Regions from separate parts of the Homo sapiens genome. Here region 2 is linked to region 1. The links are chromatin contacts, found by Hi-C or POLR2A ChIA-PET in ENCODE. All regions are on one chromosome and are shown on one strand. Each heading gives the region's core, a stretch centred on a gene start or an enhancer-like site at or near the end of the contact. The rest is flanking DNA. Distances are from core to core; before and after follow the strand shown.

Region 1 (3,142 bases), core at 1-2,500:
AGTCCACAAGTCCCATAACATCTCACTTTCTGGGGCAAGTCTCTCTGAAGTACAGAAAACCCAAAGAAAGAGAAGATAGGAGTGATCCCATGACCCAAATTAACGCCCAGGAAAAATACATTTTTCTTCTTTGAGCCTACCTTGGCCTGGACGGCGTAAGAAGCCAGGAGCACAGAAGCCTCAGGAGGGCAGTAGATCTTTTCATCTAAAATCTGCTTCTTTACCTGAAAGGAGCAACAAGGGAGACATGATACTCTGTGAGTGGAAGTGAGGTGTGTAGGCTGATCACAACAGATGGCCTCACGGCGTTCTAATGAGGGCTGCCAGAGCAGCCTGTTAATAATTTTCTGACAAAGGGTACAATTTTTTTTTTACTGATGCAGACAGGTGGAGAGTTCAGTCACAGAAGTTACTGGTATGACGGCTATGCATAAAAACCCCTTATCTCTTCTCTTCATGATCAATGCTGAAGAGTAAAAACGGTCTCTGTAGTTACAACAGAGGCTGTGTGACAGAGCGCTATGAACTCAAGAAGTGTCAAGAGCAGCTCTGGGGATGACTACAGCCTCAGCCCCTTTGAATATGCATGGCCCCAGAGGAAATGGATCTACTTTTAAGTATTAACACAAGACAAAAGTCACCAAGGCCACTGAGTTATGATTGCAGAAAAAACCATCACTCTCAACGTGCTGCTCTAAGGGAAAAGGAAGCAATAAAATTTGATCGATTCAACTTTTAAGTACACGTGAGGTCCAGGAAATATAATTCTTAAGCCATAATGTTGAATTAACATATTTCATTGCACTTAATTTTCTTAGAATGGTGCAACTTGGGATGTTCCAGACACAGAAGCAAGACAACTGCATGACGTGGCAGGGGGACACTGAAATAAACACAGCAGGAAAGCCAGCTCTCCTCTCACAGATGTCAACAGTCACCGGATTCATAAAAGCAGTAAATTTTGCCTTGCTCAGTCATAAAAATGCCTTAACATTTCAGTATGGGGAAAATCAAGTCAGTCACACAAGAGACAGGCAGTGCTTCCAAGTACTTACAAGAAAGCCATTTCTATAACATTAGGACATTCTGGGACCTAGGAGATTGTTAGGTGTTTACGTTCAAACACAAAAATTCTTCTTAGGTTTTAAAAGTGATTTTACATTCTTAGAGAGAAAATGAAACCTGAGATGTTTCTCAAGCAGTGCAACTTTCTAATCCCTTGGTTTCATTTCCAAAGAGAGGGGGGAAAAAGCAACGCTATAGAAAAACTGCAAGAACATCCCTTTTCTTTTGAGAAGGAGTTTCACTCTGGTTGCCCAGGCTGGAGTGCAATGGCGCAATCTCGGCTCACTGCAACCTCCACCTCCCGGGTTCAAGTGATTCCCCTGCCTCAGTCTCCCAAGTAGCTGGGATTACAGGCATGTGCCACCATGCCCGGCTAATTTTGTATTTTTAGTAGGGACGGGGTTTCTCCATGTTGGTCAGGGTGGTCTCAAACTCCTGACCTCAGGTGATCCACCCGCCTCGGCCTCCCAAATTGCTGGGATTACAGGCATGAGCCACCACGCCCAGCCTAAGAGTGTCCCTTTGATCTGCAAACATCAGAAATAAATTTGTCACCTCTTTTGCGCGTGCACACACACACACACACACACACGCCCCCCAGACCTTTTTTAAAAAGAATTTAGGGGGTTTTATTATATTTAACTTAATATTTGCTGACCACAATATACTGAGGCTGAAATTAATTACAGGAGGGCTATGTGACAGACTACCCAACTATCTCTGGGAAATCATGTAATTAATGCCCCTACTGCCATCTTTTACATTACTGAAACCTTTGAGCACACAAATAGCCCCAGTGCCAATCACTGCAACTGGCCATGAAACTGGGGAGCCACTCTGACCTGCAGTAAGAACATAAGTGAAACTGATAAGGTTTTCATCCTCAGACCAGTTCCCCTCCCTGTGCCTCTGGATGGTCAACCTGTAATTGTGAATTTCTTAATTTCTTCAATTCGGTGGGACAATTACTTATGGAATGCCTACTGTGTACTTAATGAGGCTTGCCTTTAAGGGGCTTACAATCTAATGAGGAATTAAGGAAGAAATAGGACAATTAGAGACACAGCATAGCATGAAGCACGATGTCTGAAGTACCACATATGGGGGACAAACCAAGTGTCACTAGAGCTCTGAAGTCCTCTTTTTTTTTTTTTTTTTTTTTTTTTAAGACAGAGTCTCACTCTGTCACCCAGGCTAGAGTGAAGTGACTCAATTTTGGCTCACTGCAACCTCCGCCTCCTGGGTTCAAGTGATTCTCCTGCCTCAGCCTCCTGAGTAGCTGGGATTACAGGCATGCATCACCATGCCTGGCTAATTTTTGTATTTTTAGTAGACATGGAGTTTCACCATGTTGGTCAGGCTGGTCTTGAACTCCTGACCTCGTGATCTGCCCGCCTCAGCCTCCCAAAGTGCTGGGATTACAGGGGTGAGCCAACCCGCCCGGCTGAAGTCCTTTTTTTTTTTTTTTTTTTTTTTTTTGAGACGGAACCTCACTCTGTTGCCCAAGCTGGAGTGCAGTGGCGCGATCTTGGCTCACTGCAACCTCCATCTTCCAGGTTCAAGTGATTCTCCTGCCTCAGCCTCCCGAGTAGCTGGGACTACAGGCACCTGCCACCACACCCGGCTAATTTTTGTATATTTAGTAGAGACGGGGTTTCACCATGTTAGCCAGATGGTCTCGATCTCCTGACCTTGTGATCTGCCCGCCTCGGCCTCCTAAAGTGCTGGGATTACAGGCCTGAGCCACCATGCCCGGCCAGTCCTCTCTTAATGAGAGCAGATTTTAAACTTTTGGAAGAACTACTGCTTTATAAGACTCTCTCTTTAGCCTTCCTTTGAAACTATTGAGTACTTTTAAGTTAGCTAGAAGAAAATAGGACCCATTTTCAAGGAGGTTTTAAGTTAGGTAGCTACTTGTATCCATTCTTCACCATCACACCTTCACAATTTCATCTGACACCAATTTTCATCACTCAAGTATAGTTCTGTTCTGAAGCCTTTTTTCCATTACAGAACCAAAGGGGCTGACCTTCCAGAGGTAGAATATTTTTGCAATACAAAGGTGTTTGTGGTCAAC
Region 2 (6,719 bases), core at 2,201-4,700, 360 kb before region 1:
TTCTGCTACCCAATAGTGAAATCTGCTACCTTCTTAATGCTGAACCAAGAGCCCGCCTCTGGGAATAAAACATTTACCTGGCCCACAGTGAACTGCTTTACAAAATCTCCTGAGATTTCATGAGTCACAGACTGCTCTTATAATAGGCAGATAGCTCAATGAGCCAGCTACCCTTCCTAGGGCTCTTAAGAAAGAGAAGAAGAGCATCAACCTCAGAAAACCATACTCTGACATATCCTTTTCCAATAAGACAGACCAGAAATCACAGTCTACTTTAAGGTGCTATTAAAACCCAGACTTTTCCTAGTTAGGCAATTTTAACTGATAAAAAGTTAGAAAAATTCTATTACTTGGCAGTAAAGAGGAATAAAGTTCTGATACAGGCTAGGACACTGATGAACCTCAAATATGTTATGACAAGTGAAAGAAGTCAGTCACAAAAGGCAACTTATTGTACGACAATTAACATGAAGTATCCAGAATAGGCGAATCTATAAAGATGGAAGTAGATTTCTGCATGTAGTGACTATTATAAACTCGTAGTTACTTAAGGGAGCTTGCCTAATTCTAAGTTGGGGTTACTTAAAACGAGTATGTTTCTATATAAAACTGAAGCACTCTATGTTTTACTAGCAGGGGCTTCATCCATTGGACATCTTAATTATTCAGGGCTAGGGTGGCTGGGTGCCCTGTGAATGGGTTTTTTGGGACGATGAAAATGTACTGTAATTTGTTTTTACTCCTAAAACTCACAAATAAGTTAAATTTGGCACTAATCAAATTCCACTGAAATCACCAGTTTGCTTGTAGTTTTTAAAGCCTCCCTCCCTGGGAGACAAGTAGCTGTAAGTACTTGTGTATTGCCAACATGCTCAACTGGCTCACGTGCTGAATGGGGCCAAAATAGAAATAAAACCTCAATGATTCTTTATAAAATGTCTCCTAGCAAATAACAGGCAACCACTGAGCTGAATGACTCCAAACCCTGCACAAGAGGCTGGTTGGGCCTTTCCTGAACATCCTCCTCTTCTTCAATGCTTCCCAGCAGTGCCCAAGAGGAGCAGTAGATGGCGCTCTTCAGCCTGGATCTTGGGTTTTAGGGGACACTGCATTATAGTAGCTATTAGATTTCAACTGGACTATTGCAATAAACAATTATGTTTTCTGCAGTCTTCTAAAATGCTTCAGACTACATGAAAGATAATTCAAACACTACAGTTAAAAATCACTAAAGGAATGCATTTCTATCACTAACAGAACCAGGCAAAGTATAAAAATTATGATGTCCAACAGATAAAGCCCTCCCTACTAAAACACAGAATGCTTCAATTTTATATAGGAACAGAATTGTCTTAAGTAACCTCAACTTAGATTTAGGCAAGCTCCCTTAAGTAACTAGGAGTTTAGAATAATCACCACATGCACAAAGGAAAAAGCTGTGAACTGCACTACAGATGGGTGCCCTTTACATCATCTTGCTATGTTAGAGCAATCTCTACCTTCAGTTATAAATCCAATTAAGTGCTCTCTCATCACAGTAGGACAAAGCCCTAATCAAGCGCTGGTTCAGCATGGTGCTGTCAAGTAACTGCTGCTGGCAACCTCAGGAATCATGACCCAATCTACAGACAACTAAATTCAGGAAATGGATGTCAAGAGTTCCAGGCATCCTGCCACCTAGGCTGGCAAAGCAGAGCATGGTGGAGGATCCGATTCTTCCACACGCCCCTTACAAAGCTCCCAAATACTACAGCAACCCAGTCTGCATCTCAGCGATACAAGACACATGTTCTGAGACAGAGCCCAGTTCCAGGAAACCTGCCTGATTTTGCATGGATGACTACACCAAGAACTTTGTGATCTTTTGAAAGACTTTCTCTGAAAAACTGCAAATAAAATTTTTCATTTATATATCCTCTTGTATCTCTAGAAAAAGGGGGGGAAAACCTAGGGTGCATGCCCTCTAGAATTAATTTTAGAAGGTGCATGCCCTCTAGAATAAAATTTAGAAAAAAAGGAAGTTTTTCTTCAACCAGCCCTCTTAAGCTTCTCTTCCCAAAGGGAGAATTCACCTAAAGCCTCTTATTTTGCAAATAAGAGTACCTTCCCCCTTTTGGTCAAAGTCAGCAAGCCCCACAGATGCCAGGGCTGCTGACCTAACACAGTTGTTGGCCAGAGCAGCAACTGGCTGCTTTCCCCATTCCAGCTGAGCTGATCATTGATAAGACTCATAAATCCCTTCAGCTTTCACTACTCTCTAGTTCCTGTAGCATCCTTACCACTTGAATGACAGGTAAATTTGGTGACTGACTTTTCTAGGGGTGTCTGAAAACAACAGTGATGAGAATTGAGATTAAAAACGTAATGAGTTCCACTGGGCCAGAGCAAATACTTTTCCATCTCTCTCCATTCAGAGTGGGCATCAGAGTTTGCCTTTAGTAGACTAAATGAACAAGCTGGTTACCTCTGTAGGAATTCCACAAGGAGACAAATCCCTTCCTACAATCTCAATATTTCAGTGGAATGAAGTTTCTAACTGTAAGCCACTGGATTGGCCCAACTCAGGGAGAGTCCAAAAAGCCGGCAAACTGGGAAAATGAAATGGAGAATGTAAACATTACAAAGAGATGACATCCAAAACATTTCCAGAATAAGAAGGAAGGACTTCTTTAAAATTTAATAGGATTCTGTGAGAACTAAGATATTCAATGAATTACAAAAGCAGCACTCAAGAGATTTAACCTATTCCAAATGCTGGTACAGAAGCTCAGTGTTTATAGCCCCTCATTTAGAATCAGAACATATCTACAAAATAAGAACTACCATTCCCATTGTATTCATTAGGAACAGACTGAGGTCAGTTAGGGAACTTATTCAAGGTGCCTTAGCAAGAAGTCTAAGAATATACCTGAATTCAGATCTGTGATTCCAAAATCTGTGCTCCATCACCATGCCACCATCCCCATCTAGAACTTGCATCCCATGGCTCTCATGCCTCTGATCACTGAAATCTTCTATCTAGTCATGCCTCAGTCTTCTTCTCTAAATGCTTCCTCTCGAAACAGAGTTCTTCCACATGTCAAAGTTTCAACCACAAAGACAATCAGAGCCAACTCGACCCTATATTCCCAAAGATCACTTTCTAAGACTCATCTCTCAATCCAAAAGCCCTGCTAACAGCTGAAGCTAAATGCTTAGTAAGCACATTATCTTCTCACAGAATGTAAGAAGGATATTGAAATAGCAAGTCCAGCCACTTTACAACTAAAACTTTCTTATCTGTTTCAAATGAACAACCAGCTAGTGTTCTGAATGCAGTCAGTACTGATGTGTTACTGGAGGAGAAGCTTTAACAATAAGGAAGTACAGCCTTGCCTAGAAAGTTCTCTGAACTCTCCCCACCCTTCCCAGGTTAGCAGCAGCAGAGGCAGCAGACCATATGCAGCAGGCAGCAGCACCAGCCCAAGCTGGGACTGGTCCAGTTTAACTTACCTGTAGATGACGGCAGGGATGCGCTTCCAGGACCTGAAACTTGATACACTTTCCAGTTCTTTGTCAGTGATCCAGGCAGGCACTATGAGCTCTTGAGGATAGCTACCACATAATCTAAAGAGAAGATGAGAAGTGGGGAGAGTCAAGGGGATAAGAGAGGGAGAGAGAAAACGGGAGAGAGAGAGAGACACTAGGTGAGCCAGCATAAGGATGATGATCTCACTGCCACAGAACCAGTTAAAGGCAATGAGGCGCTTTATTCGAGTTTTGGACTCCTCAACAGAATGGGTTACCATAAGTGTGTTTTGTTTTGTTTTGTTGCCTTAAATGTTTACTTATGTGTATACAACAAATGATACTATCTTGAATTGTTCCACTTGATGCTACCTTTTGGGAATCTGGCAATCTTAACTATCAATGAAAAAAAGGGGAGTCGAGGGTCAGCTCTTTATACTCCATTACAACTCTTCTGCTGTAACAAGTACATAGGTTATTTCTAACTACATGAGCGCCCAGTCCAATTACAGAACTGAGAGTCCGTGTCAGTTCTACCAGACCCTCAGGGAAGGAAAAAAGCCCACAATTGCAAGTTTCCAGAGACTTCACAGGATTAACTCATTCTTTGATTTGAACCAAACAGGGTGTCATCCTTATAGGTAACAGGTGCAGCCATGGGTATGCAAAACCAACACAAGCCAGTCTATCTGCATACACAGCCTCAGTCCCATTGAACCAGGTTAGTAATGTGACTAAGCTATTAACCATAATTTCCATAAAACATACTTCAGAACAAATTATACTGGGGGCGGGGGGATAAGCTTTCTTTTAATTAGGGAAGATCCCAGCTACAGTCAAGCCGGTATCCTAGGAAGCAATACTTCCGATAGATTTTTACTTACAGGACAATGTCTCTCTCTGGATAATCCAATCTTCTTTTTTCAATAGTGAAGGCAATAAGGCCTTTAATCCAAATCCTAAAACACACAAACTCCACCAACACCACCAACCCCCTGCCCTAGCCTATCCTATACATAGCAGAAAGCGCAGAAAAACACAAAATGGCTTAGGATTTGGGGGTTTTGATCATTTTGCACTAAATCTCTCCTCAATTTCCAGAAGAGGAGACTTCTGGAATTTTCAGGAATTTAAAAGCCACTGAACAAAAGAGAATGGCTATGACTAAGAGTAGCTATACAAACTTCCTAACACCTATTCACAAACTCCTAAAAATAAGCTGGGAGCCAGTAATGATGGTTAATATCTAACCATGAATCTCATTCCCTTTATTATGTATTAAACTCAAGAGTAAACTTGGCTCTCACTCTTCTACCTTTGTAGTAGGAAGAACTTTCAACATCCTGTTGTTTCCCACCACCCCCCATTTTGTTTTATGGTGGTGATAACATCCTAAAGACTGGTTCTGAGGTATAACTGGTAAACTCCTTGAGACAGTTGTTCTGTTACCCGGGCTAGAGAGCAGTGGAGCGGTCATGGCTCACAGCAGCCTCGACCTCCTGGGCTCAAACAACTCTTCTACTTCAGCCTCCCCAGTAGCTGGGACTACAGGCATGCACCACCATGCCCAACTAATTTTTTTTTCTTTGAGATGGAGTCTCGCTCTGTCGCCCAGGCTGGAATGCAGTGGCATGATCTCGGTTCATTGCAAGCTCCACCTCCCGGGTTCACGCCATTCTCCTGCCTCAGTCTCCTGAGTAGCTGGGACTACAGGCGCCCGCCACCACGCTGGCTAATTTTTTTGTATTTTTAGTAGAGACGGGGTTTCACTGTGTTAGCCAGGATGGTCTCGATCTCCTGAGCTCGTGATCCACCCGCCTCGGCCTCCCAAAGTGCTGGGATTAGAGGAATGAGCCACCATGCCTGGCCAAATTTTTAAGAAATTTTCTGTAGAGATGAGGTCTCACTATGTTGCCCAGCCTAGTCTCAAACTCCTGGGCTTAATCAATCCTCTATCTTGGCCTCTCAAGAAGTTAATTTTTAAAAGCCGAATTGGGGATTATTTTCCAACAAGTCTGTCTTAATTCACAGTTTTTTTTTACTTGATCTAATTTTCTAAACATTCTGTTCATTGTCCTATAGGTACTACACTCCCAGTAGTCAGCTCTTCAGTATGCACTACCTACTCACTTGTGGATAAACAATTTCCAGTATAGGTTACACTCAGGAAAGCCTAATGCAGCCACAGGCTCTCTGAGGCCGCCCCCTCATCCAGCATTCACCCTCCTTCTTTGCTTTGACTCATCACTGAGAACAGGCAAAAGTATAAAAAGTCTGCAGCTCCAACTCTTCAAAACACCCTGGGTTCTCAACTCCCTGGAGAAGGTCCACATTAAGAACTGTGTATAGCAATTAGCTATAGCTTTTCCAGTGAAAACTCTGACGGCTAGCCACAAACAGACCAGGAAAATGCCCGTCATAATTTGAGACAGCTAAGAGGACCGCAGAATGATTAATGATGCAGGGAAACGTAGGAGAAGGATATATATATTTTTTTTTTTTATTTTTTTTATTTTTTAAGACAAAGTCTCGCTCGGTTGCCCAGGCTGGAGTGCAGTGGCACAATCTCAGCTCACTGCAAGCTCCGCTTCCCAGGTTCATGCCATTCTCCCGCCTCAGCCTCCCCAGTAGCTGGGACTACAGCCACCTGCAACCATGCCCGGGTAATTTTTTGTATTTTTAGTAGAGACGGGGTTTCACCGTGTTAGCCAGGATGGTCTCGATCTCCTGACCTCATGATCCTCCTGCCTCAGCCTCCCAAAGTGCTGGGATTACAGGCGTGAGCCACCGCGCCTGGCCAAGAAGGATATAGTTAAAGATTTAAGATATTTAACTATCATGGACAATTTTGTTTTATAGAAATTTGGATCACCAAAATCATAGTAGTTAACTGTCCTCCCCCACCAACGCACTTACACATTTTAAGGAACTGGGTAATGGCTAAATGGTTACATTAATTTTTTTTTTGCGACAGAGTCTCACTCTATCACCCAGGTTGGAATATAGTGGTGCAATCTCAGCTCACTACAACCTCCACCTCCCAGGTTCAAGCAATTCTCCTGCCTCAGCCTCCCAAGTTGCTGGGACTACAGGCATGCACCACCACGCCCAGCTAATTTTTGTATTTTTAGTAGAGACAGTGTTTCGCCATGTTGGCTGGGCTGGTCTCGAACTCCTGACCTCAGCTGATCTGCCTTGGCCTCCCAAAGTGC

The links. Hi-C counts contacts between places; a loop is a spot of excess contacts on that map. ChIA-PET counts read pairs that join two places held with the same protein, here RNA polymerase II (POLR2A). Pooled maps may share reads with other maps.
Region 2: a map of PC-9 shows a loop between it and region 1 (7-fold over the local background). The contact joins two enhancer-like sites. A Hi-C loop is called at or near these places in 48 of 168 maps with a recorded cell type or tissue (A673, B cell, CD14-positive monocyte and 40 more), 34 of 37 single-sample maps with no recorded cell type and 41 of 50 pooled maps. POLR2A ChIA-PET finds 5 or more read pairs at or near these places in 1 of 52 experiments (CD4-positive, alpha-beta T cell).

Annotation. Positions count from the first base shown.
Region 1 is chr22:29,639,284-29,642,425 of GRCh38, reverse strand. NF2 (NF2, moesin-ezrin-radixin like (MERLIN) tumor suppressor) reads right to left here. Exons shown (of 16, transcript NM_000268.4): 4 at 141-224. Among named protein-coding and RNA genes, the nearest start is that of NF2, 37 kb to the right of the region's middle. Within about 2 kb of position 1,250, at least 2 of the 41 ENCODE cell types and tissues checked have a DNase peak (open chromatin) inside an H3K27ac peak, as active enhancers do.
Region 2 is chr22:29,999,767-30,006,485 of GRCh38, reverse strand. MTMR3 (myotubularin related protein 3) reads right to left here. Exons shown (of 20, transcript NM_021090.4): 9 at 3,493-3,606. Among named protein-coding and RNA genes, the nearest start is that of MIR6818, 3.9 kb to the left of the region's middle. Within about 2 kb of position 3,450, at least 2 of the 41 ENCODE cell types and tissues checked have a DNase peak (open chromatin) inside an H3K27ac peak, as active enhancers do.